Linked DNA regions of Homo sapiens: regions 2 and 3 are each linked to region 1. Evidence: read pairs that join two places in POLR2A ChIA-PET (ENCODE). Cell type or tissue: GM12878. All regions are shown on one strand.

What was found. Peaks named below come from ENCODE experiments on the same cell type or tissue, not always from the same donor. Only the 100,000 strongest peaks of a DNase experiment are listed, where the experiment ranks them.
Region 2: POLR2A ChIA-PET joins it to region 1 with 14 read pairs; 3 of 35 experiments call an interaction of 5 or more read pairs at or near these places.
Region 3: POLR2A ChIA-PET joins it to region 1 with 15 read pairs; 3 of 35 experiments call an interaction of 5 or more read pairs at or near these places.

The regions. Positions count from the first base shown.
Region 1 is chr16:11,368,370-11,372,369 of GRCh38, forward strand. It overlaps LOC400499 (putative uncharacterized protein LOC400499), which reads right to left. Exons shown (of 67, transcript NM_001370704.1): 67 at 3,646-4,000. All of the region lies in intron 1 of LOC105371082 (a long non-coding RNA gene), which reads left to right. Among named protein-coding and RNA genes, the nearest start is that of RMI2, 25 kb to the left of the region's middle. RefSeq lists enhancers at 2,111-2,170, 2,356-2,856. In GM12878, a CTCF peak has its summit at 3,560 (motif pointing left); a DNase peak (open chromatin) is centred at 2,442.
Region 2 is chr16:11,204,563-11,208,562 of GRCh38, forward strand. No RefSeq gene overlaps it. Among named protein-coding and RNA genes, the nearest start is that of SOCS1, 50 kb to the right of the region's middle. RefSeq lists enhancers at 1,617-1,756, 2,077-2,166, 2,177-2,246. In GM12878, no CTCF peak of the experiment used is centred here; a DNase peak (open chromatin) is centred at 2,369; H3K27ac peaks cover 2,245 bases.
Region 3 is chr16:11,111,466-11,115,465 of GRCh38, forward strand. The region is part of intron 19 of CLEC16A (C-type lectin domain containing 16A); the gene reads left to right. Among named protein-coding and RNA genes, the nearest start is that of SOCS1, 140 kb to the right of the region's middle. RefSeq lists a silencer at 1,567-1,861 and an enhancer at 1,567-1,861. In GM12878, no CTCF peak of the experiment used is centred here; DNase peaks (open chromatin) are centred at 1,686 and 3,543; H3K27ac peaks cover 2,487 bases.

The sequences.
Region 1 (4,000 bases):
CTCGTCTCGAACTCCTGACCTCAGGTTATCCACCTGCCTTGGCCTACCAAAGTGCTGGGATTACAGGCGTGAGCCACTGTGTCCAGCCCCATAAGGTAGATTTATATTCACCTTTTAAGAAACCGCCAAACTGTGTTTTGGAGTTGCCATGCCGCCACGTTCCCCCCAGCATGTGTGGAGCCTCCATTTCCACACACCCCCTCTTGATATTGATGTGACATCTTTTTAATGTTGAACGTTTCTCGATAACACATGCAGCATGGCCTTCTTTGCATTCAAAGTGTTTCATATCCCTCAGCAGCATTTGAAAGATTTCTTCATATGGATTGTGTGTGTATATTTTTGCACATTTATTTCTGAGAATTTTGTTTTTTGGGAGTGTGCTGTTGCAAATGGGATGTTTTCTTCTGTTAACTTTTCTAACTGCTTGTTTGTACATAGGAGGACTGAGGCCAGCCTTGGTGGCTCACATCTATAATCCTAGCACTTAGGGAGACTGAGGCAGAAGGACTGCTCGAGCCCAGGAGTTTGAGACCAGCCTGGGCATCATAGTAAGACCGCATCTTTATGTTATTTTTTTTTTGAGACAGGGTCTTTCTTTGTCACCCAGGCTAAGTGCAGTAATGCAGTCCCGGTTCACTGCAACCTCCATGTCCTGGGTTCAAGCAATTCTCATGCCTCAGCCTTCTGAGTACCCGGTATTACAGGTGTGTGCCATCACACCCAGCTAATTTTTGTATTATTAGTAGAGGTGGAGTTTTGCCATGTTGGCCAGGCTGGTACCGAACTCCTGGCCTCGAGCAATCCGCCTCTCTCGGCCTCCCAAAGTGCTGGGATTACAGGCGTGAGCTGTGCCCGGCCCCATCTCTATATTTTAAAAATTAAGAAAAAGGAAGGCTGCTTATTATGTTACTTTTGTACCTAACTCCTTAGCAAAATCTGTCTGCCTCATTTTTCAGAGTAAATTATTTTACCTCCTGCTTTTTTCTTAAATGTCTTACTTTCCTCCTTGCCTAGTTTCATCAGCTAGGGCCTCCAAAATAATAGTGGTAACAGAGGGCATTCTTTTGTTGCGAAGGTTAATGGAAGCTTCTGTTGCTTCCATCCCCTATAAATGATGCTGGGCTCTGGCTTGATGGGTGTGTGTCTGGGTGTAATTTCCTTTATCGTGTGTAATTTAAGGAAGTATCCCTCTTTCTAATTTGATGTGTTTTTTTCTAAATTTTGTAGTAAATTTTGTCAAATGCCTTTTCAACATCTACGATGATTATGATTTTTAACATATTAATATGAATGAAATTAGGCTGGGCGCAGTGGCTCACACCTGTAATCCCAGCACTTTGGGAGGCTGAGGCAGGCAGATCACAAGGTCAGGAGGTCAAGACCATCCTGGCTAACATGGTGAAACCCCATCTCTTCTAAAAATACAAAAAAGCTAGTCAGGTGTGGTGGCGGACGCCTGTAGTCCCGGGAGGGTGAGGCAGGAGAACTGAGTGAACCCAGGAAGCGGAGCTTGCAGTGAGCCTAGATCGCACCACTGCACTCCAGCCTGGGCAATAGAGCGAGACTCCATCTCAGGAAAAAAAAAAAAAAAAAAAAAATATGTGTGTATATATATATATATATATATATATATATATATATTTGAAATTAAAAGATGTTCTAATTTTGAGCTATCCTTGTCACACTGTACAATTCTCACTTGGTTTAGGTCACTTTTTTTTTAAGGCCCCAGTGGGGTTTGTTTGGTAATATTTTATTTTGGATTTTCTTACCTTGATTTGTATGTAAACATCTTACCTTGTTTTGTTTTGGAGATAGGGCCTTGCTCTGATGCCCAGGCTGGAGTGCAGTGGTGTGATCATAGTTGATTGTGATTTTGAACTCCTGGGCTCAAGTGATCCTCCTGCCTCAGCCTCCTAGACAGGCATGTGCCACCATGCCTGGCTAATGATTAAATTTTTTTAGAGACAGAGTCTTGCTATGTTGTCCAGGCTGGAGTTCAGTGTATATTGTAGACGTGAATTGGTCTTTCCGCTGGAATCATTCCCTCTCCTATCTGTTTCAAATTCATGCATAAGTACTCCACCCACACCCCCCAGTTGGAAAGTATTGATGTTGTCCAACCTGCCTTGAGAAGGGAGAACTATGTTTCCCTCTTTGTATCTCTGCTGGTGTCCAGTCCACTGCTGTGTTTTTGGTAAATACTTGACCCATAGAATGTGGGAGGCAGGAAGGAAAGCTTCTGCGTTTCCTTTCTGGACCAGAAATCATGGATCCGTTAAGCATATTGAGAAACCAACAGGTCAGGTGGCTGCACACTCTAGTTGCATCTGACTCTGAATTGCTCATGGGCCCCTGAGCACCAGTGATTTGCTTTTCTTTTATTGCAAAAGCAGAAGTGGGGGTTGAGTGAGCTTGGGCAGCCTTGGGAGGCAGGCAGGCCCGCGTCAGTGCCATCCTGGCTGTTTGTAGCTTGTATGACCTTGGGGAAATCCCCTCAACTCTCTGAGCCTTTGTTTCTTCTCTCATTAAGTGGGGATCATCCGTTCCTCATTGGACTATTGTAAGGCCTAAGATCAAACTTTTTTTTTTTTTTTTTTTTTGAGATGGAGCCTTCGCTCTGTCGCCCAGGCTACAGTGCAGTGGCACGATCTCCGCTCACTGCAAGCTCCACCTCCCGTGTTCACGCCATTCTCCTGCCCCAACCTCCCAAGTAGCTGGGACTACAGGAGCCCGCCACCTCACTCGGCTAATTTTTTGTATGTTTAGTAGAGACGGGGTTTCACCGTGTTAGCCAAGATGGTCTCGATTTGCTGACCTCATGATCCACCCACCTTGGCCTCCCAAAGTGCTGGGATTACAGGCGTGACCCACTGTGCCCGACCCAAACTTTTTTTTTTTTTTTTTGAGACGGAGTCTCACTCTGTCGCCAGGCTGGAGTGCAGTGGTGTGATCTTGGCTCACTGCAGTCTCCGCCTCCTGGGTTCAAGCAGTTCTCTGCCTCAGCCTCCTGGGTAGCTGGGATTACAGGCGCCAGCCACCATGCCCGGATTTTTTTTTTTTTTTTTTTTTTTTCCAGTAGAGATGAGGTTTCACCGTGTTGGCCAGGCTGGTCTTGAATTCCTGACCTCATGATCCACCCGCCTCGGCCTCCCAAAGTGCTGGGATTACAGGCGTGAGCCACTGCACCCAGCCCCCAGATCAAACATCTTTCAAGGCACTTGGAGCAGTGCCTGGTCTCCAGGGTCTTTAGGCTGTAACCACAGCAAAGCACTCAAATCACAGCCACTCTCCCTTCTGTCTTCCCTCCAGTGTGGGGGTGTGGAGGACCAACCTTCTTGTTCCCATTCACCCTGGAGTTCTTTCTTCTGAACTTCATCTAGCACCTGCTATGCACCAGGGATTCATGGGGGGGATGGTGGGGCGGAGGTCAAGGACGGTCAAGTCTGGCCTTCAGCTTGCCTCAGTCCCCGTGGCTGATGCCTTGCCCTTTGCTCTGGAATCTGGGCCCTACAAGCTCCTACCAGGCTCAGTGCAGAGAGGGCTCGAGGGCACCCCCTATCGGTGAGCAGATTCCATAGCTGCCCACGCCTCCCCCTCTCTTGAGTGGATGATCAACCCCAGCAATCTAGAGACATGTTCTTGGATTCTGCCAGCTTTATTTTTCAGTTGAAAACTCAAAGGAAAAAGTTACATTCCCAAAAGAAAGTAAAACACTTCCAATGATGTAGCCTGGAGGCCTGAGTTCACAGGTGCCCCTACCAAAACAGAGGCCCTCCCCAGGGTCCCCTGAAGCATTCAGTCCCAGTGTGTCTACCCCAAAGAGAGAAGCTGCCTACCTGGGCTTCTGATTAAGAGGCTTGGGGCCATCACTTCCCTTCAAGGAAACTCCTGCCTGAAAAGACCCCTGGATCAGGCAGGGAAAGCCAGTACCAAGCAGCTGAGGACCTGGCTTCGTGTCCCCCACCACGCAGTCAGCGTTCTGAAGCAGTGGCTT
Region 2 (4,000 bases), 160 kb before region 1:
TGTTGGCAACGATGATGCTGAGGAGGAAGAGCAGGGGCCCATGGAGAAGGACAGGGTCCATACCACCAGGTATGTGCCACCACTTTTTCCTGTGATGCCAGGAAAGGGGGCATCCCCATTGCTAGGGGTCTGAAGACCTGGAGTGAGAGAGAGAATGGCTGTGCCCATGACTGGAGGCTCAGGGCTCTGAGAGGTGGAGTCAGGGGTCTGTGGGGGAGGCAGTGGGTGATCCCTCAACCACGTGGCTTGTCCTTCCCACGCCTGCAGAGAAACATTGGTCACCCTGCCTTTGCCCCAGCTGGCTGCTTTCCTGGGATGTGACCTTTCACGTTGGTGGCCAAACCTGTCCATCCTTGACACTAGCTCAGACATCCCCTCCTCCAGGAAGCCTCCTCAGATGTCACTGGCCAGGCATTTGCCTTCCTTAGTCTTCTGGATCCCTAGTCTAGGACTGAGTGCTTCCTGCCTCCTCACTGCCTCTGACTTCTCTGGGGGGTTGATTTAACACGGCCACGGGGGCTTATTTCCATAACCCCAGCCTCTGCCACAGGAGCCGCTATAGGGTTGAGCTTTACATCCTCTCAGTGGGCTCGTGACCCCGTCATCCACACCTTCCCTTTTATCGGGTCCCTTTCATGTGGTGTCTCATCGACTCCTTACCATAGCCCTAACGGATGGACATCGCTATTCATTCCCATTCTACAGATGCAGAAACTGAGCTTCAGGGAAGCTGAGGAGCTCACCCTGGGTCATACGGCCAGCAAGTGGCACAGTCAAGATCCGAACCCAGGTCAGGCTGTGTCCACAGGGTATCTTGGACAGGGCTAAACTTCCACCACATTGTCTCTTCATATAATGTTGAAATCTGGCTTCTCTTTCAATAGCTGCCCCAACGCGGCCGGAGCACTGGGACTAAGGCAGACGTGAGCGCTAGTATCGCAGTCACCAGCACTGCTACAGCGCCTTCCCTTTTAGTGCCTCCTGTCAACGCTGAGAGGTAGTCACAAGTATCCCCATGGCAGATGTGGGAGGACTGAGGCCCATGAGGTCCAGGGCTCCAGGGGCACCTGGCTCTGATGAGGCTAAACTCAAGCTTGCCCCTTCTCTGCACCCCAAACTCCTGGTTTCTGGACCCAGCTCAGCACGTGGAGCCTTGGGTCACACCCAGCACCCAGTGAACGGCATCCGAGAAACACTCTTCCTGCTGAAAGCCTGGCTTTCTGGAAGGGAGCTGGGGGAAACTGGGAGAGGATGGAGGGGGGCCAGGTAGCAGATAGCCACACTCCTTGCGGCAGGAAGTTCTACACATCATTTCTGGGAACCAGGATAGCTTGGCAGTAACTCGGCGCACTTTGACCCCAATAGAGCACCCAGCTGTCACTGTTGACAGCCCCCCTTCCTTCCCAGGGGATGCTGCTGAGCTGCTTGGAGCCTTCATGTCGGACATCCAGGTGGGCCTGGGGACAGCCTTGGAGCTCCCGGGCCACCTGTCTGGCCACCACCGGATGGAGTGCCCAGATGGGGCTTCTGCCAGCTGTCCAGGAGGCAGCCCAGGCTGGGACATCCAAGCTGAGCCCTGAGCTGGCCTGGCCTGGCCCAGCCCGCACTGATGAGGCAATGTGAGTCCTGTTTCCTGTTACTGTGGCTATGCAAATGGGGGGAAATCAGGGCCTCTCCTGGGGTAGGCTTCCCGGAATGATGGCATTGATTGTCCCAAGAAACCTGGCCCCAGTGGGGCTGCTATGGGAGGGCAGTTGTCAACGGCTAAGATCCCTTTCCTGGTGCATCTCTCCTGCGTGCTGGGCTACATACTGCTGGGAAAAGCTTCTTCAGCCCAGACCTAGGTCATCACTGCATGTCCACTCCCGGACCCACTGCCCATGAGAGCTGGGCTGTGGCTTCCACTTCTTGTCACTGCATCCCCAGCTCCTGGTACATCGTGGGAGTGGGGCGGACAGGACCAGGAAGTGGGTGGCCTCAATGGCTCTCAGCCCCTGGCCTGGAGATCACCACACCCTTCTCTTTACACATAAGGAAACTGAGGACACCAGACTGGGCCAGGGACTTGCCCACGTCTCTCTGCCTCGCCCAGACATGCCGCAGCAGCAGTGGCAAACTTCTGCTTGCCCCCAGAAGCCAGCTGAGTCTTCCAGGTCAAGTCCCTCTCCTGCTCCCCACAGTCCTGTCACACCCCTGGCTGCTCCCCAGGTCAGCCTCTCCTAGGGGTCGTTCTCAGCTCACATCTGACCATGCCACTCCCCTGCCCTGGCACCTAGCCCTCACTCAAAGCCAGGCCTCATAAGCCAGCAGTGATTGGGTACCTTCCACCCTGAGTGGTCTCATCTCTTGACAACTCTGCCTCACACATTACCCCTGGTGATGCCAGAACTCCTTGGAATTCCCCCTTGCACCTCTGTGGCTTTGCAAAGCTGTTGCCTCAGCCTGAGAGGATGCCTCCAACACCTTTCTTTCTCTCTTTATTTTTTTTTTCTGAGACCGAGTCTCACTCTGTCACCCAGGCTGGAGTGCAGTGGCACGATCTCAGCTCACTGCAGCCTCTGCCTCCTGGGTTCAAGCAATTCTTGTGCCTCAGCGTCCCAAGTAGCTGGGATTACAGGCATGTACACCACGCTCAGCTAATTTTTGTATTTTTAGTAGAGATGGGGTCTCGCCATGTTGGCCAGGTTGGTCTCGAACTCCTGACCTTGTGATCCGCCCACCTTGGCCTCCCAGACTGCTAGGATTACAGTTGTGAGCCACTGCACAAGGCCTAACACCTTTGTTTCTATAATTCCTATTTTTTCTCCAACACTCAGCAGTGTCACCTCCAGGAAGCCTTCCCAGATGCCCGCAGCTGGACCAGGTGCCTCCTCTAGGCTCCCTGCATGTCCCCATCACAGCATGTATCACACTGGGCTGTCCTCATGATTTTAGTGCCTGTCTCCTCCACTGCATGGGAGACTCATCACGGAAGCTTGCACAGAGAAGGAGGCAGAGATGTGGAAATGCCCATGGGTGCAAGACACACGCAGGAAGTCGAACCTGTGGACTTGGGGTGCAGCAGAGGGCTGTGTCAAGGACTGAGTGACCAGATATTCGACTGTGCCTCTCCTGAGATGGGGAATGCTGAGGTTTGGGGAGGCACAGAGCCTTAGTCTATGAGCCCTAACTCTCTGAACTCCCACCCCAGAGTTAGGAAACTCCTCCCACATAGGACAATGGGCAAGTAGAGCCCGCCTTCCATGGGAGGAGCCCAAATAGTCCACACCCACTTTCCCTGCCTCCCTTGCAGCTAGGGCATGGCATGTGACTGGACTCTGCCAATCAGAGGCACCTGCTCTGGAGTTTGAATTGGAGGCTTGTCCTGTCCAGGACTCTTTCTGGGGGGAGCCTGGGCCACATGGAGTTCCTGGCAGCTGTGAAGAAGGAGGACTTCACCAGGCTGGCTCTGTGGTAGGAATAGGGGTGACGTCTTGCCTCCCCTTTTCCATGGGATCCTCCTGCCTTCCTGGGAGTTTTGCATACCCCAATATCTGTTTAATACCTTTTCTTCTGCTTGAATGAGCCACATTTGGATTCTGTCACTTGTCACTAAGAATCCTGGAGGCCCCTCTTGGGGGCAACCACTCGGACCAACCTTGAAGGAGGAGCCCATGTTGATGGGAAGGACAGCAAGTGCATTCGGGGTGTGGGAAACAGCTGACCAGGGTCAAGGTCAGGCTTCCGGGACACGACAGGGAGTGTTGGGGATGATGGCTCATCTGGGTCAGATTGTGGGGTTCGGTGGGGACCTGTTGGCAGGGGGTAGATCCAAGGCAGCTGATCCTGAATGCCAGGGCGAGAGCAAGCTTGGATGCCAGCCTGCGGGCAGTGGGACCCAGTGACATACTGTAAGTGGAGGTGGGACGTGGTCAGATTTGGGTTCCAGAAAGCTCAGTCTGCTGCTAGGAGGAAAAGCTAGACCAGATGGGGCAAGACTGGGAGAGTAGGGGACCAGGCA
Region 3 (4,000 bases), 260 kb before region 1:
CTCTTTTGGTCTAGACAATCACTGAGGCCCACTCAGGTTCAAGGAGAAGGGTAGACCCCACCACTTGATGGGAGGAGAGTCAAAGTCACACTATGAGAAGAACATGTAGGTAAGAAATATTGCTGTGGCCATCTTTGGAAAGTATAGTCCGTAAGAAAATCCATTTCAGTGCCCCTCTAGTCTGTGCTGTTACACCAAGGAGAAGGTCTCAGATTCAGACTAGTTTGTCGTAGAAACTCTGTAACTCAGATTTCCTCTTTTTATCAAAAGAGCAGGCATTAGGCTGTAATTTAATAAATGGTCTTTTCTCCTCTAATCAGTTTTCATGTTTACCTTAATGATTGTAAGTAATTCTGTTTTTCCATTCATGGTAATGATATGAAGTTTCCTTCTGAAATTTATTTTAATAGAATACAAATGTTTTAGAAAAATTAAGCATAAGCTCTCCTTTGCTGCTATAAATTTACTCTCGCATGTGCGTATGAATAAGAATGTTCCTTTGAATGTTGTAGCAAAAGCTTCTAAACACTCCGAATGTCTGCCAGTTGGAGAGCTGTTAAATGGTGTAGAGTTCTCCCTACCGTGGGAGAGAACGCAGCTATGAAAAATCACAAGGAGTGTCTCAGTGCCGATGTGCCATCAGGAAGTGTCAAAAGTACAATGTAGGCAGTGTGGGTGGCATGCCACCATTTAAGAAAGGAAATGGAGAGGAGAACATAGCCCCATGAGTGCTTGAAAATGCACAGTGGACAGGCAACAAGAGCCCGTGCAGTGGTTGCCTCTGCAGAGGGGCACAGGAGACACTTATTATCCACTGTAAAAAGGTTTTATACCTGTTAAAATGGGAACCTAGGAATGTGTTATCTAGTGAAAGTGGTTGATAAGTTTAATATTTTCAAATAAAATAGAATGGGTCAGGTGTGGTGGCTCACACCTATAATCCCAGCACTTTGGGAGGCCAAGGCAGGAGGACCACTTGATCCAGGAGTTTGAGACCAGGCTGGACAACATAGCAAGATCCTATCTCTACAAAAAAAAAAAAAAAAAAAAGATTACCCAGGAATGATGGCACACCTGTAGTCCTAGCTACTTAGAAGGCTGAGGCAGGAGGATCGCTTGGGTGCAAGAGTTTGAGGCTGCGGTAAGCAATGATTGCACCATTGCAGTCCAGCCTGGGTGACAGACCTATCTCAGTCAATACATACATACATACATACACACACACATACATATGACATGCAGCAAATTTTCTCCCCTCCCCAAAGAAAAATAAAAGGTAGTGCCTGGGAGTAGGAGGGCTATGTCACCTTTCCTTGGAACAAGGTTCCGCTAGGAGGCATGCCATACCTTCAGGGTCCTGGGTAAGATGGAGACATCTGCCATCCTACCTTTTGCCTGTGGGGCCTGGTTCCTCCCCAGAATGGAGGCTTGGTCTGCACAGCCTTTCATGGTCCTTAGCCTTCCACCTGGGCCCTGAACTCCTCTTGGTGGGGGCCAAGCCTCATTCTCAGTATAGGTACTTAGTGCCTAGTACAGAGCCTGGCCCCAGTAGGCACCAGACTGTGCACGTGCACATGTGAGCTGAACTGGACACCAGAGCTCTTGAACTCACAGGTGTGACTGTGAGAAGAACTCACACTTGGAAACATCCACAGCTATGTCCCAAGGGTGCTGTCAGAGAGCTCTTGGCTTCACGCCATCACCTGGTTCTCAGTGATTGTCTATCATCTGCATGATCAGGCAGAGCCCGGCTGGCCAGCAGCTTGGCCTAGTGCTGCTCCCCAACCCTGGCTGGGCCTCATAAAGACCTGAGTCCCTTTGTGTAAAGCTGTGGAAAGAGACTCACTTATTTCTTTATTCAATTTTAAGTGTGCAAATAACATACCTATTTTCCCTTTAGAAAATCAGAGCAGTGTGTAGAAACTAAAATCGGCCTGTAATTCCAGCACTTTGGGAGGCTGAGGTGGGAGGATCCCTTGAGCCAGCAGTTCGAGTCCAGCCTGGGCAACATGGCACAACCCCATCTCTACAAAAAATAAAGAATTAGCTGGGCATGGATGGTGCATGCCTTTAGTCCCAGTAACTTGGGAGCCTGAGGTGAGAGGATCACTCGAGCCTGTGAGGCCGAGGCTGCAGTAAGCCATGATCGCTCCCCTGTACTCCAGCCTGGGTGACAGAGTGAGACCCTGTCTCAAAGAAAAAAAACAGAAAGAAAAAGAAACTAAAATCACCTTGGAGCTTCTTTTTCTACTCATCGTATGTTCTTGAGACTTGGCTCTCTTGAACTCTCTGGAAGGCGAATTCATTCCATGTCATTGCTCCTTGGTGTTACACAGAAGGAATAAACACATTTTAGTTAGGCTTTCCCTTCTTGCTGGAAAATTGACTCTTCACAGTCTTTTAGCCCACGCGTGTGAGTGTTTTTCTTGGGAACATACCAATTGCTAGGTCATAGAATGTGAAACTTTCGGTTTTAATAAATAATGCTAATTTGTCCTTCAAAACGGCTATGCTAATTTATTCTCCCACTAGCAGCTTTTGAGAAATGCCAGTTTCTCTGCATCCTCATTATACCTGATGTTATCAGACATGTTTATTCTTGCCAATCCTATGGGCAGAAGATGGTATTTTGAGTTGTTTCCTGATTTCCCATGAGGATGGCCGTGTGTGTGTGTGTGTGTGTGTGTGTGTGTGTGTGTGTGTGTGTGTGTGTTTATTGGCAATCCCCATTCCTGGCTGCCCCCTTCCCCTCATCTGTGAATGGCCTATGCAAATCCTTCACGTTTACTACTGTATCTTTGGCCTCTTAAATCATAGGGATAATTGATCTGATCATTGTCTTCTGATAATTTTCTTAATAGAATCCTAAGCCCCACCCCTGTAGAATTGGAGATTCGATGGGCAGTGAGATCTGGGGATGGTGGATGGATGACCAGGCAGTCTCATGTCACCTGTCAGCTGCACTGGCCTCTCCTTGCCATGGCCACTCCTGAGTGTCAGGCAGGGAGGCTGCCACATACCACGACAGAGCCGTCTGCCACCAAGTCCTTCCCATGGTACCTTAGCACTCAGCATACTCCTGCTGGCTCCCAAATGCATGCATGAAGCCTGCAGGCAGAGGCTTTAGAGGGTGGGCCGAGTTGGATTCCATTCAGCATTTCTCTCCTGGATTTCTCCTCAACCCAAGACCCCATGGCAGTCCCAAGGTGACTAGCCTGTGTCCCCCAGGGCTCCACAGCCAGGGTGTGGAGCAGCCGAGGACTGGGGCAGGGTACAGGAGTTCCCTAAAATGATACTGGCGGGACCCACAAAGGAGTCACCCAAAACCCGCAATTCCTTGATCTCCCTTGCGGATAGCATTTGCTTGTAATCTGTAGAAGCCGCTTCATTTCTCCTTAACTGCCCCACAGCCTCTGAAAAGCGAGAGCTCCCTCCCTGGGATCCTTCCTGTCTCACTGGTGTGGCCGCATTTTAGTTTTCTTATGAAATCTCTCACTGTGTTCTCACAGGGCTTTGATGTCTCAATTACATTTCTGAAAGCTGTTCCGTTCTGGGGTTTTATCCTTCCTTTTTTGTTCTTTGTGGTGGAGGTGGCAGGTCTTTCTTCCGCTGAAGCCCCTCAGGCAGCCAGGCTCTATGAGGGAGTCGCACTGCCTGGGACAAACCCCATTGACACTGACGTGTATGACTGTGTCCGTTTTCCCAGATCAAACTCTCAGATGAACTTCTTTTGTGAATGTGAAAACAGAAGGTAGTCAAGTTGTCCTGTGTAGAGTGAGGAAAGGGAAAGGAGAGGAGGGGGAAGGAGGATAGAAAGAGAAAGAAAGGAAAGAACATGTTTATTGTTTTTGTTCTATTTTTAAAGAGTATTTTTTAAAAGATTCCCACTGAGAAAATGCTTTAAGTTTTGTTTGTTTGTTTTGAGACAGGGCTCATCACTCTGTCACCCAGACCGGAGTTCAGTGGTGTGATCACGGCTCTCTATAGCCTCAACCTCCCT